3 separate regions of the Homo sapiens genome follow, and all the other regions are linked to region 3. A link is a contact called in ENCODE Hi-C or POLR2A ChIA-PET data. All regions are on one chromosome and are shown on one strand. Each heading gives the region's core, a stretch centred on a gene start or an enhancer-like site at or near the end of the contact. The rest is flanking DNA. Distances are from core to core; before and after follow the strand shown. Region 1 holds the start of R3HDML (R3H domain containing like). Region 2 overlaps LOC124904910 (a long non-coding RNA gene). Region 3 overlaps OSER1-DT (OSER1 divergent transcript).

The links. A loop is a pair of places that touch in the nucleus more often than their neighbours do. ChIA-PET counts read pairs that join two places held with the same protein, here RNA polymerase II (POLR2A). Pooled maps may share reads with other maps.
Region 1: POLR2A ChIA-PET joins it to region 3 with 12 read pairs in activated CD4-positive, alpha-beta T cell. The contact joins the promoter of R3HDML here to the enhancer-like site in region 3. A Hi-C loop is called at or near these places in 1 of 168 maps with a recorded cell type or tissue (endothelial cell of hepatic sinusoid) and 3 of 50 pooled maps. POLR2A ChIA-PET finds 5 or more read pairs at or near these places in 5 of 52 experiments (CD4-positive, alpha-beta T cell, HepG2, WTC11 and 2 more).
Region 2: a loop to region 3 is called in a map of CD8-positive, alpha-beta T cell, with 19 times the contacts of the local background. The contact joins two enhancer-like sites. A Hi-C loop is called at or near these places in 9 of 168 maps with a recorded cell type or tissue (CD4-positive, alpha-beta T cell, CD4-positive, alpha-beta memory T cell, CD8-positive, alpha-beta T cell and 3 more), 2 of 37 single-sample maps with no recorded cell type and 11 of 50 pooled maps. POLR2A ChIA-PET finds 5 or more read pairs at or near these places in 3 of 52 experiments (PC-3, Panc1 and naive thymus-derived CD4-positive, alpha-beta T cell).

The regions. Positions count from the first base shown.
Region 1 is chr20:44,334,226-44,338,945 of GRCh38, forward strand. R3HDML (R3H domain containing like) reads left to right here and starts at 2,818. Exons shown (of 5, transcript NM_178491.4): 1 at 2,818-3,193. The coding sequence starts at 2,933. RefSeq lists enhancers at 1-245, 1,500-2,489.
Region 2 is chr20:44,284,402-44,289,019 of GRCh38, forward strand. LOC124904910 (a long non-coding RNA gene) reads right to left here. Exons shown (of 2, transcript XR_007067597.1): 2 at 3,325-4,618. Among named protein-coding and RNA genes, the nearest start is that of FITM2, 24 kb to the right of the region's middle. Within about 2 kb of position 3,043, at least 2 of the 41 ENCODE cell types and tissues checked have a DNase peak (open chromatin) inside an H3K27ac peak, as active enhancers do.
Region 3 is chr20:44,214,845-44,219,338 of GRCh38, forward strand. It overlaps OSER1-DT (OSER1 divergent transcript), which reads left to right. Exons shown (of 3, transcript NR_038339.2): 2 at 44-159. Among named protein-coding and RNA genes, the nearest start is that of OSER1-DT, 6.1 kb to the left of the region's middle. RefSeq lists a silencer at 377-466. Within about 2 kb of position 3,092, at least 6 of the 41 ENCODE cell types and tissues checked have a DNase peak (open chromatin) inside an H3K27ac peak, as active enhancers do; they include CD4-positive, alpha-beta T cell, where a contact is called at or near this core.

The DNA of each region.
Region 1 (4,720 bases), core at 1,568-4,067, 120 kb after region 3:
AATTTCAGTTCAGTTTCTTCAGTGGGGCATCCAAGGCCCAAAGAAGGATAAGAACTTGCCTTAAGACACCCAGCACACTGGAGGCAGAGACGGGGCTAGATCGAACGAGTCTCTCTTGTCCTTCTGGCATAGTGGGAGAGCCCCCATAGGGGTCAGGGGTCGCAGCCCTCACCCCTCACTGCTCTGCCCTCCCCACCTTCCCCAGCATCCAGCAGGAAGGTCACTGCTCCAGCAGGAAGGTGTGTGCTTTGGCAGCCGCACTGTCTGGGCTGCCTGTGGTGGGAATTCCACATGTCTGGAGAGGACCCGTCTGGAGTAGCCCAGTCCCAGCCCCCAGCCCTGCTTCGCCAGCTGGCCCAGGGTTTGGCCTGCTGCCCCGAGACTAGGTTCAGCCTGGGAATCCTCAGAGCTTGCTAGAAGAGTAGTCTGAGGATTGCAAATTCTTCACCTGTGTTTTTTATATAACACCTTTCTGTTGTAAGTCTATCCCCTTCTATTACAAAAGTAATGCATTTTATTTTTGGGGAATACAAGTAATGAAAGAGGAGAAAATTGAACTCTTTCTTAACCTAGGACTTCAGCAACTCAGAGACTGAGACTTTAAACACACACACACACACACACACACACGCACACACGTCCATTATCTACATACTCATACATTCACCTGGGGACACATTTGACTCAAGAACACTCAAACACACACACATGTAAGTATACTTGCACACACATACACAAGTGCATACATACTCTCACAAGTACACACGTACACACAAACACATTCACACACACATTCCTAGAGTGCACACAGTGTGCCAGCCACTGTACTAAGGCTCCACAAATGTTCACTCATTTCATCTTCGCAGTAATGCTACAAGGTAGGCACCGCTATTTCTCCCATTTTACAGATGAGGCACACAATGGTTGAGTAACGTGCCCAACACCTAGTTAGTGAGGGGGTGGGATAAGGGAAATTTGAACCCAGATTTGTGGGCTTAATTCATTTGCTAATGAATAGGCTGTGTTTGAGTGGCATCATAACGAACATCACCCTAGGCTTTTTTCCTTATGCATCTATATTTGGTTTGGTTAGAAAATGGCATCTTTGGCTGATACAAAAAAATTAGCCAAGTATGGTGGTGCGTGCCCGTGGCCCCAGCTATTCAGGAGGCTGAGATGGGAGGATCACCTGAGCCTGGGAGGTGGAGGTTGCAGTGAGCCGAGATTGTGCCACTGCACTCCAGCCTGGACGACAGAGCGAGACTCTGTCTCAAAAGAAAAAAAAAGAAAGACAGCCTGTCCAATATGGTGAAACCCCATCCCTACTAAAAAATACAAAAATTAGCCAGGTGTGGTGGTGTGCACCTGTAGCCCCAGCTACTTAGGAGGCTGAGGCAGGAGAATCGAGGTTGCAGTGAGCCGAGATTGCGCCACTGCACTCCAGCCTGGGCGACAAAGTGAGACAAAAAACAGAAAGAAAAAAAAAAGGAAAGGAAAAGGAAAAGGCATCCTTTTAGATACTAACCAGGCCTGGGGTCAGATCTGGACTTAAATCCTGGCGTGATTGCAGACTGGCTGGCTTGACTTTGGGCTTGTTCTTTCTCCTCTCTGGGGCTCAGTTTCCTCATCTATGAAATGGGGAGCTATAGTACCTGCTTCTGAAGGTTGGCTGGGCTTTTGTGTAAAGCACTCAGCCCTGGGCCTGGCACATAGCAGGGGCTCACTAGATGGGCCATATTAACTGTCTGCTCCAAGGCTGGAGGGTGTTATAGGGAAAACAGTCAGAAAATACTCTCCAGATGCAAGGTGGCCTTAATATGTCAGGATGTGGAAGGCAGAGAGAAGCCTCGGGGTCTGGGATCTCCCATAGGGGATGAGTATTTTTTCCTGGAATCCCTGCCCTGTTGCCACATCACTACCCTGACCATTTGCCCAGCCCAGCCCTACATGCTTCAGGTGAAAGCAGAGAGAGAGGGGCGGGAGAGAAAAGCCCATCAAGCAGCAGGCGGAGCCTCCCTGCAGGAGTCTGGCCTGGCTGGAAGGGGAGGGGGCTGTGGGGCCAGGGACGTCAGATGCCAACAGCACCAGGGGACCGTTAAAGTTGCTGCGCCGCCAGGTGGGCCAGGGTGTCTGCAGAGGTCCCCGGCCTCCTGGGCTGCCGCCTGCCACCGCTTGGGCTGCCCGTCCTGGGTACGCACCGTTGGAGCCTCCTGCCTGGTCTCTCGTGCTTCTCTGTCTCTTCTCTAAGTCGATTTTTCGCTCTTTCTTCTGTTTGTGCCCCTCTCTCTGTCTATTTCTGTCCTCCCCCAGCCACATTGTTGCCTCTCTCTCATTCTCTCTTATCTCTTTACCTTTCTATTTCTCATTCTTTTTTCTCTGTAACTCTTTTTTTCTGTCCCCTTTTTGGTCTCTCTTTTTTCTCTGCCTCTTTCATTCTCTGCCATTGGGTTTTCTCTGTGTCTCATTCTCAATTCCTAAATTGCAGCAAAGCAGGGACAAAAGGACCTTGCAATATGACTTGGGGTAAGGTGGGCCCTGCCCTCCGAGGGCATTGACTGAGCCCGCTCCAGCAGGATTGGTGAAGAGGATGTCTAGACTGGAGAGGGCTGCTGTCTGTCTCCTGGGCTGGAGGGACAGAGCACTGGCTTTGAAGTGGTGGCACCATCTCACCCCAGGGCCATGTCTGGATTAGCCACTGTCTGGGCATTTCTTCCCCTTGCCCAACCCACTCAGTCCCCTGGGGTGGAAAGGAAGGGGTGCTGGGCATCTGGACCAGAGCTGCATCTGGAGGTCTTTGCCAAGTTCCCAGGAGGCAGCATCCTCTGGGTCGGCACTGTTGGAGAACGCTCAGGGTCTGGTGCTCTCGTGCCTGCCCCTTCCAGGCAGCCGGCTCTGATTGCACAAGGCAGACCTGTGACTCCTCCATCCAGCTATGCCCCTGCTGCCCAGCACCGTGGGCCTGGCAGGCCTGCTCTTCTGGGCTGGCCAGGCAGTGAACGCCTTGATAATGCCTAATGCTACCCCAGCCCCGGCCCAGCCCGAGAGCACGGCTATGCGGCTCCTGAGTGGCCTGGAGGTGCCCAGGTACCGCCGGAAGCGCCACATCTCTGTGAGAGACATGAATGCCTTACTGGATTATCACAACCACATCCGGGCCAGTGTGTACCCACCTGCCGCCAACATGGAATACATGGTGAGTCCCCGTACCTGCCCCCCACCCCCCGCAGTGTCCCTTCCGGCAAACGCAGCCGGACTCATCTTGGCCTAGAATGACTGGCTTTGAAGAGCTGGACCACTTGCCTGCCTGGCCCCACTAGCCAGTATCTGGGTGTCGACCTGTGGAAAGGGCAGGAGTTAATCTGCCCATTTTACAGATGAGGAAACCAAGAAGGTTGCACAGCTGTTCCAGTGAGTCAGGCATGTGACTACTATGTAAGGAGCACCACTGTGCGCCAGGCACTGCACGTGAGTATCATCTCCATTTTCCAGAGGAAGAAACTGAGACTCAGAGAATTAATTTGCCCAGCCAGGATTTCAATCCAGGTCTGCCTGCTGCCACCTGGCACCATCACAACTGTAACCATCACAATCCCCTACCCAAGAATTTTGGCTCCCCACACTGGGGACCTGCATGGGGTGCGTGGCTGGTGCTTTCTATGCTATTGTCTCTTTACCCTAAGGTCTTGACTGACACACCCACAGCATCCTCCACAAGCCCCTGGAGGCAGGCTTGGAGCAGTGGGGACAGGTACTGGGGAATCTCAGGCTGAGGAAAACCAACAGCTGACCAGCAGAGGAAGCTGGGATGTCTCCCCTCAAAGAGGCAGGGCTGGTGGCTCTCACTCCAGCCCCCAAGAAGTCAAAGGAGGGCACCAACCTTTTGCTTACAGCTCCTCCCCCAGGGCCACTGTCCAAAACCAGCCTAGAGGGATGGGTTTCCAGCCCACCCAGAGATGTCTTTAGGGAAAGAGTTTGCCAGTCTGCCCCCTGAAAGACCAACACATGCCACTCGATAGCCTGAAAACTTAACTTTTTCATCGTATCCATTGACTTATACTTGGAGTACACTTGCAGCCAGGCACCGTGCTAAGCCTTGTGGATACTGCTGGTAACAGAATAGACAAGGCCCCTTCCTTCACGAAGGTGACATTTTAGTGGGAATAAGAGAAAACAAGCATGAACAACAAGATATTAATGTACATAAGATAACGTGAGGAGGCAATACAGTGTTGGGAGGGGCGGGAATAAGAGCCGGGATGGCAGGCAGCTAGAGTGCAGGGGAGTCATTGACTTGTTCATTCATTCGTTAGCACCTAGAATGCCCTCCATTTTTCAAACAAATGGCACATTTATTGAGCACCCGTTGTGCGTGTGTGGCACCTGCCCCAACAGGTGTTTAATGATTGCAGGCGGCATGGAGCAGAGAGGGTTCAATATCTCACCAGGGACTCCAGGGAGGGCCTGAACATGTAGGTTTGATGTTTAGCCTGCTCCTTCCCTCACTTTACCCCTTTGTAGCATGAGGGAAGCACTCCTCTGCTCTCCCTAAAAGACTGAGCCAGAGAGCCGGGCGCAGTGGCTCACGCCAGTAATCCCAGCACTTTGGGAGGCCGAGGTGGGTGAATCACCTGAGGTCAGGAGTTCCAGACCAGCCTGGCCAACATGGTGAAACCCAGTCTGTACTAAAAATACAAAAATTAGCTGGGTGTGGTGATGAGCG
Region 2 (4,618 bases), core at 1,793-4,292, 70 kb after region 3:
ATGGTGGCTCACACCTGTAATCCCAGCACTTTGGGAAGCCGAGGCGGGTGGATCACCTGAGGTCAGGAGTTCACGACCAGCCTGACAAATATGGTAAAACCCCATCTCTACTAAAAATACAAAAATTATCTGGGTGTGGTGGCGTGTGCCTCTAATCCCAGCTGCTCGAGAGGCTGAGACAGGAGAATTGCTTGAACTTGGGAGTTGGAGGTTGCAGTGAGCCGAGATTGCGCCACTGCACTCCAGCCTCAGTGACAGGGCAAAACTCCATCTCAAAAAAAAAAAAAAATGACTTTTGGTGATTCTTATCAATTTGATATACAGAATAAACATTTTCTAGACCAAGAGCTGGATACAAAGTGCTAAATACTGTGTTGATTTGCATTAATAAAGAAACCACATCTGAAAAAACTGCGGTTTGAATTACCACCTGAGGGGGTTCACAGTAAAACCTTATCCTTCTTCTGAACCCATCCCTTTTACAGTATTGCTTTTAGTTTACTAGTCTAGTGTGTGAGGTGGTGGTGGTGTGAAGTTCCAGGAGCTTTCTCTTCGTCCTTTTACCTAAGTAGTCCTCATTCCATGGGTCAAGGAGTCCTGTGTAGGCTCCACTAGCTGTTAAATTTGTTTGTTCCAATAACATATTCAGGACCTGGGTTAAAAATCACAGATGGGTCCACAGAGCCACTGGTCCACTCGCTATGAGATGTTTTCAAACCAAAACTCCATTTATCACCTAATCCCAATAAGCCTCATTAAAAATTATTTGTTAATTTATTTACTTTTACATTTCTGTGGTATATATGGGGTACATGAGACACTTTGATACAGGAATACAATGCATAATAATCATAACAGGGTAAATGGGGTATCTATCACCTCAAGAATTTATCCTTTCTTTGTGTTACAAACAATCCAATTATACTCTTCAGTTTTTTGTTTGAGATGGAGTCTCGCTTTGTTACCCAGGCTGGAGTGCGTGACACGATCTCGGCTCACTCTGCCTCCCAGGTTCAAGTGATTCTCCTGCCTCAGCCTCCCAAGTAGCTGGGACTACAGGCACGTGCCACCACACCTGGCTAATTTTTTGTATTTTCAGTAGAGACGGGTTTCACCACTTTGGCCAGGCTGGTCTCGAACTTCTGACCTCAAGTGATCTCCCCACCTCATCCTCCCAAAGTGCTAGGATTACAGGCATGAGCCACTGTGCCTGGCCTCTTTAGTATTTTTGTTTTAAAATTTTGTTTGTAGAGACAAAGTCTCACTATGTTGCCCCAGCTGGTTTCAAACTCCTACACTCAAGCAATCCTCCTGCCTTGGCTCCCCCAAATTTTGGGATTACAGGCGTGAGCCACCATGCGCAGCCTTTTAGTGTTGACACCCTTGTTGAAAATTAGTTCAGTGTAGACATACTGATTTAATTCTGGGTTCTCTATTCTTTCCCATTGGTCTATCTGTCTGTTTTTATGCCAGTACTATGCTGTTTTGGTTACAGTATAATTTGAAGCCAGGTAATGTGATTTCTCCAGTTTTATTCTTTAGCTTTGGCTATTCTGGATCTTTCATGGTTCTATATAAATTTTAGGATTATTTTTTATATTTCTGTGAAGAATGTAATTGGTATTTTGATAGGGATTGCACTGAATCTGTAGATTGCTTTGGGTAGTATGGACATTTAAACAGTATTAATTCTTCCAATCCATGAACATGGAGTATCTTTCCCTTTTTTTGGTATGTCCTCTTCAACTTCTTACATCAATGTTTTGTAGTTTTCATTATAGAGATCTTTCACTTCTTTGGTTAAATTAATTTTTAGGTTTTTATTTTACTTGTAGCTATTGTAAATGAGATTATTTTCTTGATTTCTTTTGCAGATTGTTTGCTGTTGGCATACAGAAATGCCACTGATTTTTGTACATTGATTTTGCATCCTGCAACTTATCAGTTCTAAATTTATCAGTTCTAAGAGATTTTTGGTGAAGTCTTTTGTTTTTTCCAAATATAAGGTCATATTATCTGCAAACAAGGATAATTTGACTTCTTCCTTTCCAATTTGGATGCTCATTACGTCTCTCTTTTGTCTAACTGCTCTAGCTAGGACTTCCAGTACTATGTTGTATAACAGTGGTGAAAGTGGGCACCCTTGTCTTCTTCTAGATCTTAAAAGAAAGGCTTTCAGTTTTTCCCCATTCAGTATGATACTGGCTGTGCGTCTGCCATACATGGCTTTTATTGTCTTGAGATATGTTCCTTCTATCCTGTTTTTTGAGTTTTTTTTATCATGAAGGGTTGTTGAATTTTTCAAATGCTTTTTCAGCATGAATTGAAATTATCATGTGGTTTTTCTCCTTCATTCTATTGATATAATGTATCACACTGATTGATTTGCATATGCTGAACCATCCTTGCATCCCTGGGATAAATCCCACTTGGTCATGATTAATGATCTTTTTAATGTGTTGTTGGATTCTTTTTGCTAGTATTTTGTTGAGGATTTTTACATCAATGTTCATCAGGGATATTGACCTGTAGTTTTCTTTCTTTTTTTTTTTTAATGTGTCTTTGTCTGGTTTTGGTATCAGGGTAATACTGACCTCATAGAATGAGTTTGGAAATAAGCCCTGCTTGTGATTATAGTAGCATTTTGGGTCCCCAGGGAATAGCTTCAAATCAGAGCCAGTGTAGAATATACCTTGAAAGCTCTGGGTATTTCCCTCTTTCTTGAAATTTCTTCCTTTTCTCTGGGATACACTCAGGTAAGTGTTAGGCTCCTCTGAAGAGCTTAAAGGAAAATAGTTTATACTTGTGACAGTCACAGGAACTTTTCTCAAGGAGATCTAGCCTTCCCTACATTTCATGGGCCCCAGGGCACTGAACTGGGTAAGAGATTACTTCTGCAGGACAGTTCTCTGGGTGTCCTTGGACTGATCCAGTTCTCCCCACTTTCTTGTTTACAATTCTCTAAAACAACAGTAGAATGTGCTGGAATGTAATATCTTGACATAGGAAGGGACTAGCCAGAACTTCCTGGGCTCTGTTCCAATCCCCCCAAAGCCCGCCCCGAACAGGATGTCCTTCAGTGCTTTAGCCCAGTGATCACATTGCCCTGGGTCATAAAACCCAAGCCAAGCTACTTCCAGGGTCCCACTGCTGCAGTGCAAGTGAGGCATACACAGTCAAGGCATTATCCACCTTGGGCAGCATTCCTGAGGCTTGGGGGACCAGGCTTCTGTTGTCCTTTGCTCCTATCTGTAAGTAATAAATCTGCTTCATGTAACTTGTGAATATGAGTGTTCTGTCCCACCGGACTCAGACAAGTTGGTAGCCAGTGCATGGTGAGCCTGTTTCACCACTTTATTAGTCTGTTTTCATACTGCTGATAAAGACATAGCCAAGACTGGGCAATTTACAAAGGAAAGAGATTTAATTGGACTAACAGTTCCACGTGGCTGGAGAAACCTCATAATCATGGTGGAAGGCAAGGAGGAGCAAGTCATGTCTTACATGGATGGCAGCAGGCAAAGAGAGAGCTTGTGCAGGGAGACTCCAGCTTTTCAAAGCCATCAAATCTTGTAAGACTTACTATCACAAGAACAGCATGGGAAGGAACTGCCTCCATGATTCAATTAGCTCCCACTGGGTCCCTCCCACAACACGTGGGAATTCAAAATGAGATTATGGTGGGGACACAGCCAAACCATGTCTCCACTTAAAGTTAGGTCTCTGCTCACTGGACCCAAAGTTTTTCTGACTATACAGAGCAAGTAAGACTTAAACTGCTCAAATGTTTGATTTCTAGGGACAATATGATGAATTCACCTCCAGTAAAAGTCCCTGTGGGTCAAAATATTCCAGTGGTTGCTATGGCTCTGCTGCTATGATGGAGTTTGCACCCAACTCATCTCTGGCAGTAAGTGCTGCCACTTAGACTCTGCCACTCCTCATCAAAACCAGGAAGCCCATTTCAGTGGTGGCACTTCCCACTGTCACACCTAGGCTATAGAGGAAAGTACTCCAGGGCTTTTGAATGGTACTAGTGCTTTCTCTGCCAGTGCTTGCTCAGTGACTTAGTGAAAGGAGTGTCCTCTGGGCCCCCCTGGTGGACTTAAATGATAGGGTTATTTAAGGTGATAGGGTCAGGGTCAAGTCATACATAACAACTGGCTGTGGTGGGGCACCTGTAATCCTAGCTACTTGGGAGGCTGAGATGCGAGGACCAATCGAGCCCAGGAGTTTCAGATCAGCCTGCGCAACATAGTGAGACCCTGTCTCAAAACAAATTAAAATTAAAATTAAAAAAGAAAGATGTCACCCCATGATATTTTAAAAAACCGTACATAGTAAATCCATCCCAACATTTCTATTTCCTTAAAACTTCGAATTCCTCCCTTAATAGTATCTTAGGGAAATTCTAGCATCTCAACTTCAATGAATGTAGACCACCACTAAGTCCAGGTTTCAGTCAGTCAATCCAGGAAACCATTAGAGTCACTCGCAAATGCTGAGATAACATATTAAATCTAGACTCTCCAGAAAATGCATGAATATCCATAAATTTAACCCAGCCTAATATGGTTTGTTCTTCTTGGTCTGGCATCTTTATGTTCCATTGCCACAC
Region 3 (4,494 bases), core at 1,842-4,341:
GTTGTGTGCCAGAAACTATTGAAACCTTTTTTTTTTTTTTGAGATCTCGCTCTGTCACCCAGGCTGGAGTGAAATGGCACAATCTTGGCTCACTGTAACCTCCGCCCCCAGGTTCGACTGATTCTCGTGCCTCAGCCTCCTCAGTAGCTGGGATTACAGGTGAGCACCACCATGCTCTGCTAATTTTTGTATTTTTAGTAGCAATTTATATCATTCCAGCAGACTCTTAGAAAGTAGATGGGGAGGGTGGGGAATGTAAGAGAGACCAGTTAGAAGACACTCGAAATAATCTGAGGGAAGACCAGAATGGGAACCATGGCTGAAGGATGGTGAGACCAGCAGGGCTCGGCAGCCTGCTGAGCAGATGTCTGGCCTGAGCCGTGCCAGTAGGTGGCCCCCTTCACTAAGGAAGGGAATCCAAGAAGACTAGGTTTGGGGAGTGTGAGACGGTTTGGTTTTGAACATAAAAGTTTCAAGTGCAGATGAAAGGAGGAATCAGGTCCCAAAGGCTGCAGCAAGGGACTTATCCTGAGGTTTCTCCTTCTGAGAACTGTAGGAGCTATGGAAAGAAATGACCAAATTTATTTTAGAAAGATGACTGGTTTCAGCGTGAGCCGGCATGGTGATCCAGGCCTGAGATGATGGTGATCGAAGGGGCAGGTGGCCCTAAGTATGGAGAACAAGTGAGCCGATTGGAAAGTTGCGTAGATCAGGCCTTGGGGAGAGATTGACTACGAACAGGATGGGCAGTGAGAGAAAGCTGACAATGATACTTTGCTTTCCAGTTTGAGCAACTGAATGGATATTGGTGCCCATCTCAATTAAACTCTGTTGAACCCAGCTGACAGTGAGCAGAGGAAGAACATTTAAATGGAGAATCATAGTAACAGCTAATACTTTCTTTTATTTCTTTCCTTTTCTTTTCTTTTTTTTGAGACAGAGTCTTGCTCTGTTGCCCAGGCTGGGGTGCAGTGGTGCAATCTTGGCTCACTGCAACCTCTGCTTCCCTAATTCAAGTGATTCTCCTGCCTTAGTCACCCACGTGTGCCACCATGCCTGGCTAATTTTTGTTTGTTTGTTTGTTTGTGGAGACAGCGTTTTGCCATGTTGGCCAGGCTGCTCTCGGACTCCTGGCCTCAAGTGATCTGCCTGCCTCAGCCTCCCAAAGTGCTGGGACTGCAGGCATGAGCTACCATGCCCAGCCTATGAGGGCTAATACTTTCATAGCTCTTCCTATGCATCAGAAGACTCATTTTAATTCTCACCACAATTCTATGAGATTACCATTATCACACTCATCTTCCAGATGAGGAAACTGAAGCAAAGAGAAGTTAAGTAACTCACCAAGGTCACACAGCTAACAAGTGGCAGAGCTAGAATTTGAACCTAGGCAGCTTGGTAGAGTCTGTGCTGTCACTGCCTCTCTGTGCTGATATATCTCTAAATTAGTTCAGTTTGGACAGAGTGAACCTGAGAGATCCGTGGGGCAGCCGCGTGGAGGTGTCTAGCAGGCATGCAGATATATGGTTCTGAAGCTCACATGGGAGGTGGGGACTGGAAATAAAGACTGTGGAGTCTGCATACAGGTGGCCATTGAAGCCACAGGAAAGGTCAGGACCCTTAAGGAGAGGGTGGGAGATAATCAGAGGAAAGAAACAAGGGAGCCCTGGAAGGCAAACACAAGCATTCCAGTTGTGGGAAGGACATAGTCCTTTCTGCAAATGAATACACTGCACCTGGCTTATAGATCTTCAGTCAACAGATAGTCCATCCCGCAGAATTTGTTTGGCTCTGGGTACCCTGACAAAATGGAGTTCCTGGAGCCACAGCCCTAAGGACCTGCCTCAATGGTGGTGATCCTCCCCACTTTCTTCTACCATGAGAGTCCACTGGGGGCCTGTTGGCTTCTCTGGGCATCTGTTTTTTGCCCCTCCCTACAACTGAAGAGCCTCCAGCTCCTCTGTCTACCACCCGTCCACTTCGTCAGCTCAGGTCCCCTCCCTGTCTCTACGACCACAGTAACATTTCACCTGGAGCTTCTTCAGGTCCCTCCTGAACTTATTTTCAGCCCTTTACCCGTACATTTCTTGTATCTCCTGCTAGATTCTAAATTTCTGGAGGGCAAGAAAAACCTATTATGTTGACTTTCCCTCCCTCAACTCCTGCTCCCCTGTGTGTGTTAAATGGCCCGACCCCGTTGTCCCATGGGACTTCGCATGCAGTCCACCAGAATAGGAGCTGTACCTACCACAGGAGCCAGTGAGTCCATCAGTCAGTCAGTCATCTCAGCAAATAATTCCAGTTGTCTACTGGCTTTCTGGAAACATGACTGGGGACTGTTGATGCCTTTGACAGTTGATTCAAGCAGCAGGACCTTTCACAACAGCCTCCTGTTTTTGTGGATGGGGAATAGGCAAGGGTTGGGAAGCGGGAATTCGCCGCTCTTTCTTGTCATTCTCTTCATAGCCCCCAAGCTACTGTGGTCTATTGTTTTGATAGTTGCTTTCCCGAAATGTTAACAGGATGGAGAGTAAAGGAGGTAAAGGAGGACTCTGATGCCTCAGCCATGCGCCTGTGTGCCGATTCCCATTAAGCCTGCACCAATTTGATTTCCAAGACTCCAGTCAATCCTCAGAGCTCCAGGAGGGGAGGGGCAGCTTTTCCTGGTAGCTGCTGATCACCAGCAGAGGGAGCCCTAGGACTGCAGGGCCTCTTTCCTTACCGTTGGTGAAGCCCTTCACTGTGGCTTCAAAACTGTGGAAGACCCGGGATTTGTGGATCACTTGCCTTTAGAATAGAATCAAGAAATAAAGCTGCAGAAGAAAGAATCTCCATGTGGTAAGGATTGGAAGGGAGTGTTGAGAGGGGCTTTTGGGGTGCTGGTAATATTGTTCTTTGACCCGATGTTGGTTATAGGAGTGTGTGCTATAATGTGGTATATGTACATTTTTCTGTGCGTATAACTAAACTTCAGTTAAAAGTTTTTAAAACTTAAACATCTCTATGTATACCACAAAATAGGTATCAGGTTAGGGTGAGCGGTTTTTTTCCCTACAATTCTTAACCTTATCTGAGTCACAAGACAGCCCTCCCTCCCTTCCTCCGAGAAAGCCACAGACCACTGGTTAAGGACTTCTCCTGCAGCAGCCGAATAGAGAAAGTGAGCAAAGGACATGAGCAGACGGTTCACAGCAAAAGAAATACAAATAGCACTTAAACTTATGAAAAAATGCTCAATCTCAATCTTCAAAGAGAAGTGCTTATAAAAAGTATGCGGAGATACCATTTTTAACCTGTCAGATTGGCAGAAATCCCAAAGCTTGACAGCATGCCCTGTGGATGGGGCTGGAGGTGGGGGAGTCGGGAGAATAAATAGCAGGACTTTTAATACATTACCAGTGGGATTGTGAAATTGACAGCCCTGTTGATTTGGGCAATATCTACCAAAATTACAAGTCTAAGAGTCTACCCTGTAGATGACATTTGTACCTATATGTAATAATTTATGTAAAAGATGATCCATTGCAACATTGGCTGCAATAGCAAAAGATCAGAAACAACTGAAGTGTATGTACAGGACTGGTGCATCCACAAAGCAAAATACTATATAACTGGGAAAAAGTTTGAGGAAGCTGTGTGTGCGCTGAGGAAAGATCTCTAAGATATAGGTGAAAAAAAGCACGACGTACAGCTAAGAATATATGTTTGTATTGCTTCTATCTTCATAAAGAAAAACTGATAAGCTAGACAAGTAACTAAGAAGTGTTTCAGGAAGTGGTTGGGGGCCAGCAGGAGGGGCCGGGCTTCTGAGTGTATACCTTGTGTTCTGATTTTTGAATCATGTCAGTGTATAACCTGTGCAAAACAAAACAAAGTTTAGAGTTCCTGCTCTAAAGCTGCTGAGCTAAGCCTTTAGGAATTCATAAATTATTATATCTGCCCAATTAAAGAATAGGTGGGTTTGGTTTTTCAGTTTGAACTGAGCTGTGTCTTGGTGAGAGTCTTCAGCTTACTCCACATTTGAACACAGTTCAGGAAAGTGTATTGCAGTTTCCTGGCTCAGCCTAACTCTCAAGAATTCTTTCTTTACCCTCCATATGCTCAAAACCAATCTTGCCCCTCAAGTGTTGACACTCAGCTAGCTATCATTTTTCAAAGTATTTCATTTTCAGCTTATGTATTCATGAGCATCTAACTCTGCCTGAGGGGGAGAAGAGAAGTTTTCACCAGAAAAGTATATCTGTGTTTTCAGAAACCAATAGATATGAAATCTTGCTCTCCATCCCTTATCTTTGCCTGTCTCTATAGCCATCCTTTCTCCTTTCCCTCCTCCTAGCTAAAACCAATCCCAGCTCTCCTCCCTTCTCAGGAAACTCACTTTCTTCTGTATATGCAAACACACATCATGTCTTCTGTCATAGTAAAACCAAAAACAAAAAAAGCAAACCCCAAACCCACAAAGCCCCCTTCTACCCAGGTTCCCCACAGAGCTCC